Linked DNA regions of Homo sapiens: all the other regions are linked to region 3. A link is a contact called in ENCODE Hi-C or POLR2A ChIA-PET data. All regions are on one chromosome and are shown on one strand. Each heading gives the region's core, a stretch centred on a gene start or an enhancer-like site at or near the end of the contact. The rest is flanking DNA. Distances are from core to core; before and after follow the strand shown. Region 1 holds the start of PLTP (phospholipid transfer protein). Region 2 holds the start of ZNF335 (zinc finger protein 335). Region 3 holds the start of SDC4 (syndecan 4).

Region 1 (3,192 bases), core at 693-3,192, 560 kb before region 3:
TGGGCAACAGAGCAAGACCCTGTCTCTAAAAATATAAATAGGCGGCCGGGCGCGGTGGCTCACGCCTGTAATCCCAGCACTTTGGGAGGCCAAGGCAGGTGGATTGCCTGAGGTCAGGCGTTCGAAACCAGCCTGGCCAACATAGCGAAACCATATCTCTACTAAAAATACAAAAAATTAGCTGAGCGTAGTGGTGGGTGCCTGTAATCCCAGCTACTTGGGAGGCTGAGGTAGGAGAATTGCTTGAACCTGGTAGGCGGAGGTTGCAGTGAGCCGAGATTGCGCCATTGCACTCCAGCCTGGGCAACAAGAGAGAAACTCCATCTTAAATAAATAAATAAAAATAAATAAATAGGCTGGGCATGGTGGGTCACACCTGTAATCCCAGCACTTTGGGAGGCTAAGGCAGGCGGATCACTTGAGGGCAGGAGTTCAAGACCAGCCTGGCCAAAATGGCAAAACCCTGTCTCCACTAAAAATACAAAAATTAGCCAGGTGTGGTGGCACATGGCTGTAGTCCCAGCTACTTGGGAGGCTGAGGCAGGAGAATCACTTGAACCCAGGAGGCAGAGGTTGCAGTGAGCCAAGATCACACCACCGCACTGCAGCCTGGTGACAGAGCACGACTGTGTCTCAAAAAAATTAATTAATTAATTAAATAAAAAAGGAAATGGAACTATTTTTGTGAATCTGTGGATTATATCAGAAAAAAAAGACACAATGGGGAAAGTCCTAGGCAAATCAGGATGAGTTAGTCATCCTTCCTAGATGAGTGTTTGGTGCTAAATACATGCTCAGCAGACATGATTATTGCTTCCCCTTTCTTTCGTCCATTTGGCAACAAAAAGGTGGCAAGCACCCACTCTGTGCCCTGTCCTAGGGTCCGGGAACCCTGTAAGCAGTAGATGGAGGTGGGGGTGGGGGTGGGGGCGGGGATGCTGTTCAGAGCACCTTGCTCCAAGGGTTCATTAAAAAATCCACCAGTGGACCGGGCGCGGTGGCTCATGCCTTTAATCCCAGCACTTTGGGAGGCCGAGGCGGGCGGATCACAAGGTCAGGAGATCGAGACCATCCTGGCTAACACGGTGAAACCCCGTCTCTACTAAAAATACAAAAAAAATTAGCCGGGCGTGGCAGCGTGCGCCTGTAGCCCCAGCTGCTGGGGAGGCTGAGGCAGGAGAATGGCGTGAACCCGGGAGGCGGGGCTTGCAGGGAGCCGAGATCGCGCCACTGCACTCCAGCCTGGGGGACAGAGCGAGACTCCGTCTCAAAAAATAAAAATAAAAAAAATAGAAAAAACAATCCACCAGCCACGATAAATGGCAGACCTCCTTCTGATTTCAGCCGGTGTGGTATGTTCCTGGGCTGACAGCACTTGTCTAGTCTTGCTTTCCCAAGTGGGAAAGGTCTCTGGGACCTTAAGGTCCCCAGGTGGTGACACAGAGACAGGTAGGGGGGCCCATAGCAAAGCCAGGCAAGGAGGTCCCGAGATGATTGTGGGTGGCAGGGAAAGAAAAAATATTCCTTGACTTTGTGCCTGGACCTGGTTGTAATAAAGGCCCAAGAGGTAGTTCCTATCATCGTGCACATTTCGCTGAAGGAAGAAACTGAGGGTCAGTGACCCAAGTGAAGTGACTTGCCCAAGATCATGCAGGAAGACATGGATAATTGTAATTTGAACCAAGGTCCCAGCAAAGTGGGATTGTTGGGGCTGAGTGGGCCGGCTCCTGCATTTCCTTCCCTCTCCCTGGGCTTGGGTCTCCCACTTGTCCAGACAGCGGCCGGGCTTGTCACGGGGCTCTGTGCAGCCTTTTCCACTCTCCCGGCTGCCAGCGTCCCGCCCCGTCCCCTCCCAGCCCCCAAGGGAGGAGGGGAGAGCTGCAGAGAGGAGGAGGGGTCGGGGAGGCCGGCTTTATAAAGGCGGCTGGAACAACCCTGCCCGCCAGACCCCGTCGCCCGGATCCCCTGAGCTGCCCGCCATCCCACGTGACCGCGCCGCCCCCCAGCTCCACCGCTGAGTGAGTTGGGGCGCGTCCCTATCCCGTTCCCAGTCCCTCGCCGAGCCGCGTGGTGCACTGAAGCCGGCGTGGGGAGGAGAGCCGATGAAGGAGAACGCTAACATGGGGGCTCCAGGCAGAATCTCTAATGGGAGAGATTTAGGACCTGAGGGAGCCGGGAGACCCGGGAGCCCACGGTCTGGTCGGCCACCTCCTCTCCTCCCCGGGCGCGAGGCCTAGGAGACCGCAAGCCACCCTCCAAGAATGCGCGTGCAGTCGTTGCCGTGGCAACGTGCAAGCCTGCATGGGCCCACCGCTAAAGGAAAGGGGAGGTTGTTGGGGGTGTGGGGGCTGGTCCCCTGGAGGTCCAAACTCATCACGCGGCGGTAGCACGAGGGAACTGGGAACGTCCCCTCCCCCGTGTCCCAAATCCTCTGGGAGCCAGAACGCAAGTCGCATCGCCTCTCTGAGCCTCAGTTTCCACATCTGCCATATGGAGGCAAGATTATTGGTTCCAAGTTCCCCGAAGAGTTATCTGGAGGGTAACGATCCAGGCTAGTTCCCACTTATGGTTGGACGTCCAAGGAATGGGTTTAAGCGGCTCAGATAACTCCTGCGACCCCACCCCACCCCCAGGCCCGCTCGCCATGGCCCTCTTCGGGGCCCTCTTCCTAGCGCTGCTGGCAGGCGCACATGCAGAGTTCCCAGGCTGCAAGATCCGCGTCACCTCCAAGGCGCTGGAGCTGGGTAAGGCGCAGGGGCAGACAGGGACGGACGGGAGCGGACGGGGTTGGGGTCGCCCCAACAGTGGGCACGGGAGCTAAGTAAGGGTTTCTCTGCTGCTTCAGTGAAGCAGGAGGGGCTGCGCTTTCTGGAGCAAGAGCTGGAGACTATCACCATTCCGGACCTGCGGGGCAAAGAAGGCCACTTCTACTACAACATCTCTGAGTAAGTGGGGGGCGGGGCCTCGCGATCCGGGGCGGGGCCTCGGCGGTGGAGGCGGGGCCCGAGAAATCTCAGGGTCTCGGGAGACTGGAGGCTGAGTGGGATGGGGCGTGGCCAAATCGATGAGGCAAGACTTAAGAAACCGGATGGGGCCGAAAAGATAAAGGCCAAGCCAGTCATCATAGGCGGGACCAGGCAGATGGGCGTGGCCTTGAAAATGTAGAGGGGGCCAAGAAGGAAGCAGGACCAG
Region 2 (3,571 bases), core at 558-3,057, 620 kb before region 3:
ACAATCTCGGCAACCTCCGCCTCTGGGCTTCAAGCGATTCTCCTGCCTCAGCCTCTCGAGTAGCTGGGACTACAGGCGCGCGCCACCACACCCAGTGAAATTTTGTATTTTTAGTAGAGACAGTTTCACCATGTTGGCCAGGCTGGTCTCGAACTCCTGACCTCAAGTGATCCACCGGCCTCAGCCTCCCAAAGTGCTGGTTATTACAGGTGTGACCCACCGAGCCCGGACCTTTTCTCCTTATTAATAGGTCTTCTCCTTAGGACTTTTTGTTTGTTTGTTTGAGACAAGAGTTTCCGCTGTTGTTCCCCAGGCTGGAAGGCAATGGCGTGATCTCGGCTCACCGCAACCTCTGCCTCCCGGGTTCAAGCTATTGTCCTGGCTCAGCCTCCTGAATAGCTGGGATTACGGCATGCGCCACCACGCCCAGCTGCTTTTGTATTTTTCGTACAGATGGGGTTTCTCCATGTTGATCAGGCTGGTCTCAAACTCCCAACCTCAGGTGATCCGCCCGACTCAGCTTCCCAAAGTGCTGAGATTACAGGCGTGAGCCACCGCGCCCAGCCTGCTTAGGAGTTTTTTTGAGATTTTTTTCCCCCAAAATTTGTATCTTTCAATTAAGGAAAATAGCCTATGGAACTACAGAGACTTAGGGACAAAAACCAGAGCGCCTTACTCCCTCTTGTGCTCTTCCACTGCAAACTGCTAAAAGTCTTAAAACAGAAGGTGACATTTCCGGAGGAAGGACATACCTTAAGGGCAGCTGACTTTTAATTAAAATTTTTTTTCTTTCTCCACTTTTAAAGGATAGGTAGTTGACTTGTATTTATTTATTTTTTGAAAGAGGGTCTCGCTCTGTCGCCCAGGCTGAAGTGCAGTGGTGTGATCACGGTTCGCTGCAGCCTCAACCTCCCAGACTCAAGCGATCCTCCCACCTCAGCCTCCCGAGCAACTGGGATTATAGGCACGCGCCACCATGCCTGGCTAATTTTTCTTTTTTTTCTTTTTTTTGTAGAGATGGGGTCTCGCTCTTTTGCCCAGGCTGGTTTGGAACTCCTGGGATCAAGCGATTCTCCTGCCTTGGCGTCCCAAAGTGTTGGAATTACAGGCGTGACTCACAGCGCCCGGCCTCAGCTCTATTAATGTTAACAAATATGTATACAAACCTAAGGGACAAGCATTAACTTCTTTCCATTTCCCCGACTCCTGCCATCCGTACTTAGCTCCTGAGTCCCTTTATTGGATGTGATTTTGGACCAGCCCTTCCCATACCCAGACCTCAGTTTCCCTATCTGTACAATAATTATACATTCCCTTCCCAACAAAACACATCAAACCTAACGGGCAGAGCTCGATTGGGTTGCAGCAGCGCGCTAAGTAATAAGTAATGAGTCAGGTAAAATGACTGACAACATGAATTCCTCTTTGGCCAAGCCAAAGTCGCCCGCGGCCACACGCTCTTCCGGGCTGTTGTAGGAGGGGCGCGGCCAAGCCACCGGGAGCCACGCCCCCCACTGGGAGCCACGCCCCAAGAGAGCGGGGCGCGCATTCGCCGCGCCCAACCCTGCGGCCTAGGGAAGGGACCAGAATGACGTCACAACCACTTCCTACGTAACACTCCGCCGAGATAAAGTAGTCCCCAAACCATAGTGGGCTCAGTGCCAAACACCGGGCGACGTATAAAGTCCCAGAGTCTGTTGAGACCCGATTATGGTTTTGAGGCCTCGGAGCGACCTTCCGGAACACTGAAAATGTGTCTTTCCCGGGGCCAGCGGGGGAAGTAGTTCCGGCCTACAATAGGCCGATGGGTTCCTCCGCAGCGGAGGAAAGAGGATGGCGACCTCGTCGATGCCGGAGTCAGAGAGGAACGTGGCTACGAAAGCCTCGGGTGAGCTTCGGGTAGAGTTAGGCGGCCCCACCGTACCCTGCCGTGGAGTGAGGTCACACTGCGGGGATACCCGGAGGCGAGGTCCCAGGCCGGCGGGGCTGTCCGAACAGGGCCCCGGGGTCCCAGGCCCTTTAGTCGCTCTCGCACTTGCCTGAGCGGAAACCCGGCGCCACCACAAGATGGCGTCGGGCCTGGAGCACAGGCAGCGCCGGGGACAGCCCCAAATCGCCAGGCCCCGAGACCGTCGCTGTCAGCCGCCTCCGCAGGGGAACCGGGGGGGAGCGAACCACTGACCCAGGGGGCCAGCGGGCTGTACCACCGGCCCTGCAACCCGGGGGGACGCGGGGGCCGAAGGGCTGAACCACTGGGCCCGGATGGGGCTCACAGAGCGGAACGCTCCACGAGAATCGTGGGGGCGAGGGAAAGGGTCAAGATTACCAGCCATTGACCACCCTCCCGGGAAGGGCCTTAGCCTGGGAAGCACAGCTTCTCCGTCAAGTTTTTCCCGAGCTCCCCTCGCAATACACCAGGAAGCTCCGCCCCGTCGGAGACTCAATCTTCGCATCTGCAAAATGGGCGCAGGGGTGCAAATGGGTGGCCGTGGTTGCCGGGGCTGGGGAGATGGCCCACTTGTTCCAGCCACGGTCACCTCTCTTCTCAGAGTGAAGTTCCCAGACCCTACGCCCCGCTGTCAGGCAGCCCGCCGATCAGATGGAGGAGAACGAGGTGGAGAGCAGCAGCGACGCGGCCCCTGGGCCTGGCCGGCCCGAGGAGCCCTCTGAGAGCGGCCTGGGTGTGGGCACCTCAGAAGCCGTGTCCGCCGACAGCAGCGACGCCGCGGCCGCCCCGGGGCAGGCAGAGGCCGATGACTCTGGCGTGGGGCAAAGCTCGGACCGCGGCAGCCGTTCTCAGGTATGGACCCGGCTGGACGGCGTGGGTGGAGGCAAGGACCGCGAGCAGCAGTGCCTGACAGCCAAGAGGAAACAAGGCTTGTTTGTAGCTAATACTTGGTGTTTCTGGTTTACTGTGAGCCAGGCACCAAGCCAAACCCCTAAAATGGATTTTCTCATTTGAGCTTCATACCTTCTAAGACACATACCATTTTTTCCCACATCTTATAGAAAAGGATGCCGAGGTACAGAGTGCAGACAGAGCCAGGATTCAAATCTAGGCTGTGGTCTTAGCTACTATACTACCCACAGTCCTCACACTTTGAGAGGCAGATGTCTAGGCCAGGAGTGGTAGCTCATCGCCTGTAATCCCAGCACTTTGGAAGGCTGAGGTGGGAGGATCACTTGAGCCCAGGAGTTGGAGACCAGCTTGGGCAAATAGCGAGACCTCATCTCTACAAAAAAAAAAAAAAAAACGCAAGTGCCCTGGGTTAAGACTGGGTCCTGCCTCCAGTTTACTGGGAGACCTCTTTGAGCCTCAGTATCCCGGCTAAAGTAAAGCAGAAATACTTGCTTTCAAGGGTGCTTGATTGTGAGCTCCCACCAGACATCCTCTTGCAAACATTTTGTAAACCATCTCCTCCTGGCTGTGCCACTTCCTAGCCGTGTGATCTTGAGCAAGCTACCCAACATCTAGCTCTGTTTCCTCGTCTGTAAAGTGGGAATGGTAAATATACCTGCCTCATAGAGTTTTTGTGAGGATGAAATGAATTAACATATGCAAAGCTAATAA
Region 3 (3,615 bases), core at 365-2,864:
CCACTTCTTCCCTCAACCTGCTCCCACCAATGCACTGTTAGGAGGATGAAGGGTAAGGAGGACACACAACTTTCTCTTATAAAGGGTGGAAGCTTACCCTAAGAATGGAAATAAACTTGCAGACCAGTTCTCAGAGAGATCAAACTTTTGAAAAAGTTCAAAATCTGGTAGATGAAGCCCTTAGAACAGACGTCAGCCACTCTGAGACCAGCGTCAGAGTGGTCTCAGAGTGGCTGAGGCCCACCGCCTATTTTTGTTCAGCCCACTGCTAAGAATGGTTTTTGCATTTTTATTTTTTATTTTTTTGAGACGGAGTTTTGCTCTGTTGCCCAGGCTGGAGTGCAGTGGGGAGATCTCAGTTCACTGCAACCTCCGCCCCTCGGGTTCAAACGATTCTCCTGCCTCAGCCTCCAGAGCAGTTGGGATTACAGGCGCAGGCAACCATGCCTGGATAATTTTTGTATTTTGTAGAGACGGGGTTTCAGCATGTTGGCCAGGCTGGTCTCAAACTCCTGAGCTCAAGTGATCCGCCGCCTCAGCCTCCCAAAGTGCTGGGATTACAGGCATGACTCACTGCATCCGGCCTGCATTTTTATTATAAAATGTCATTTATTTATTTATTTATTTATTTATTTATTTATTTATTTATTTTTGAGACAGGGTCTCACTCGGTCACCCAGGCTGGAGTGCAGTGAGCGATCATGGCTCACTGCAACTTTCACCTCTCTGGCTCAAGCAGTCCTCCCACCTCAGCCTCCAGAGTAGCTGGGCCACAGGGGTGCACCACAATGCCTGGTTAATTTCTTTAAAAACTTTTTGTAGAGATGGGGGTCTCATTATGGTTGCCCAGGCTGGTCTCCAATTCCTGGGCTCAAGGGATCCTCCTATTCCTCGGCCTCCCAAAGTGCTGGGATTACAGGCGTGAGCCATAGAGCCCAGCCGATTTTTGCATGTTTAAATGGTTGGGAATAAAGTCAAAAGAATAATAATATTTCGTGACACATGAAAATTATATTAAATTCAAATGTCGGTGTCTATAAATAATGTTTTATTAGGACCTAGCTGCCCTCATTCCTTTAGTATTTATGGCTGCTTTTGAGCTACGACGCTCGAGTTTGAATAGTTGCCACAGGGATCGTATGGCCCGCAAAACCTAAAATATTTAGCCCTTTACAGAATAGTTTGCTGTCCCCTGTCTTAACACGGTTCACATCCCATTTGGGAAGTTCTGTGTCTTCAGAGGGGAGCACACCCGGTATGAAGGCTGGTCTAAACTCAACACCCTAGGGAAGTCCTTCCCGTCCCTGGGCCTTAGTTTCCCCAACTATAAAATGGGGTTAGCCGCAGTGATCTCTGGGGACCTGCCTGGCAGTGGGTCAAATAAATAAAGGGAGTTGGAGCTCCCGGAGGGTAGGACTAGGGGTTGAGTAGGAGCCGGCGGGCTCGGGCAGGGCGGGTCCCTTGGGGTTTCCAACTCCGCGGGCGGGCGCAGTGCCCCGCAGGCCTCGCTTCCACTGGGGAATTCCGGGCGGGGTGCGGGCGGCGGGGCGGGGGCGGGCCGGGGCGGGGCCGGTAGGCCGCCTATAAGATGGGTGGCGCGCCCGCCCGGGGCCACTCGCCGCAGCCTGCGCGCCTTCTCCAGTCCGCGGTGCCATGGCCCCCGCCCGTCTGTTCGCGCTGCTGCTGTTCTTCGTAGGCGGAGTCGCCGAGTCGGTGGGTGCTTGGAGGTTCCCGGGCTGGGGGCGAAGCGGGGGCGCAGGCCGGTGCCTCCTTTGTTCGTCGGAGCGTGGGATGGGGGGGGGCAGATCGGGGGTACGCTACCCCCAACCGGACACCGAGGCCCGGGAAACTTTGTTGGAAACTTTGCTCCGGGGTCACGGGCCAGCCTCCGGGATGGCTTCACGCGCCGTGCGCCCCTCGCCTGTTGCTCTTCCCGCCTCCCCGGGCCTCAGCCCCGCCGCGGGCTACGGGCTCGTTAGTGACTAAGCCGGTGTCAACTCTTCAACTCCCACACCCTCGTCCCTTCCCTGGTGACCCTGGGGCAGGCTTGGAGCGCTGAATCCCCTCCTCGCTCTCGGGGCGCCCAGAGCAGACAGCTTTAGGATCCGAGATGGCCCTGGGGGTCGGGGGGCTGCGTGTACTCGGAAGGGGGAGGGTTTTAGGGTTGTGCGAGGCCCTCTTTCACACACCAAGGAGAACTGAGCCCTAACCTCAGTTCTGGCCCCAGCTCTGTCATTGACTTGTGACTTAGGGCAAAGTCCTGCCCTTCTGAATCTCTTCCCAATACTGCACCAAGGGTCTGAGGGAATGGGGCAAGAGGGGACACTGCGTTAGGGTTTCTAGAAAGTTGGGGACTCTGCTCTTTTCGAGGACAGAGGAGAGGAATGGTTTAGACTCAACACTTAGCCAGGAGCTGAGCCTCTGCTTTCTGCAAGAAGTGTGTTCATTTTTTCTCAATTGCAGATAAGAAAATTGAAGCATCCACCTTGAGTGAGGTGAAGGGGGTAGGGGGGAGAGAAGGCCTCAATCAGCCCAGGGAAACCTTTCCTTCTCACTGTCCACTGGCCTCCGTCATAGCTGTCCCTGGGCCAGCAGAAGCTCTATCCATGCCCGCAGCCGGCTTAGGAGGAGGGGGGCAATCTCATCTGGGAAGTTGGGGGGCATGGGAATTACTGGTGAAGGCAATCTGTCCCCCACAGCCTGAGCTTTGTGCCCCCTTTGTGCCCTTTAGCCCCAGTTTTCAGAGCGAGTGAGTCCTTGCAGTTTAACCATTAATGTTAATTTCTTTGAAAGCCTTGGGGCTCCTGTTCCTCTGAATTTACTTAGCGGAAGGTTGATTCTGCCTGCAGGCTCTTCTTGAGGAATGAATGAGACCCTAGGCAATACTTCCAGCACAATTCCAGGCATGCCATGATGATTGCAAACGTGGAGCGCCTTTGTCGGGGGGCCAGACATTGCTCTAATAACTTTCTAATGGGTATATCCAGGAGCTTAATTCCAACAACAATCTTACTGTGTACTGTTCTTAAACTGGTCCTGAGGCTAGAGAGGTTAAGTAACTTGCCCAGGGTCACACAGTTAATACACAATAAATGGGTGAGTCAGATTGAAATTTAGGCAGCCAGGCTTTCAAGTTTCTGCTTTAGCTTAACTTCTACTCTTTGTGCTACTCCAGGTGTCCCATCGTTGGTAACTAAAGACGGGTTTAGAATAGGTTGAGATTTTAGGCTGGAAGGCAAAGGAATTCTGAGGTGGAAGGAAACAAGGCCAGAGTGAGGTGATGACTTAACCTAAACCAAAGGCTACCTTGCCTAAAATGTTAGTGGCTGAGGACCCAAGCCTTCTGCCTCTAGCACAGTGCTCTAAACTAGGCCCTGAAGGATGTGTCGGGTCAAGCAACTGGGGAAGCATCCGAAGGGATACCACCTAGGCAGTACAGGGAAAAAGAGGAAAGGACCCAGGAGGTTGCTGAGGTCACCGTGTGCCCAGTCACATGCCAGTTTCCTCCCAGGGGCTGCTGAGCCTTCAGGTGCTTCAGGGTGCTGAGCAGTCAGCTGTGTCCTGGGGGCATTCTGAAGGATGTAGTTTGGGGGAAGGGGACTGTGTCAGTCCTGC

The links. Hi-C counts contacts between places; a loop is a spot of excess contacts on that map. ChIA-PET counts read pairs that join two places held with the same protein, here RNA polymerase II (POLR2A). Pooled maps may share reads with other maps.
Region 1: a loop to region 3 is called in a map of endothelial cell of umbilical vein, with 3 times the contacts of the local background. The contact joins the promoter of PLTP here to the promoter of SDC4 in region 3. A Hi-C loop is called at or near these places in 1 of 168 maps with a recorded cell type or tissue (endothelial cell of umbilical vein).
Region 2: a loop to region 3 is called in a map of chondrocyte, with 2.9 times the contacts of the local background. The contact joins the promoter of ZNF335 here to the promoter of SDC4 in region 3. A Hi-C loop is called at or near these places in 4 of 168 maps with a recorded cell type or tissue (HepG2, aorta, chondrocyte and 1 more) and 14 of 50 pooled maps. POLR2A ChIA-PET finds 5 or more read pairs at or near these places in 3 of 52 experiments (AG04450, BJ and K562).

Annotation. Positions count from the first base shown.
Region 1 is chr20:45,910,905-45,914,096 of GRCh38, reverse strand. PLTP (phospholipid transfer protein) reads left to right here and starts at 1,942. Exons shown (of 16, transcript NM_006227.4): 1 at 1,942-2,018; 2 at 2,634-2,744; 3 at 2,846-2,945. The coding sequence starts at 2,645.
Region 2 is chr20:45,970,439-45,974,009 of GRCh38, reverse strand. It overlaps ZNF335 (zinc finger protein 335), which reads left to right and starts at 1,807. Exons shown (of 28, transcript NM_022095.4): 1 at 1,807-1,888; 2 at 2,550-2,800. The coding sequence starts at 2,600. RefSeq lists an enhancer at 1,186-1,405 and a silencer at 2,176-2,295.
Region 3 is chr20:45,346,423-45,350,037 of GRCh38, reverse strand. It overlaps SDC4 (syndecan 4), which reads left to right and starts at 1,614. Exons shown (of 5, transcript NM_002999.4): 1 at 1,614-1,713. The coding sequence starts at 1,654.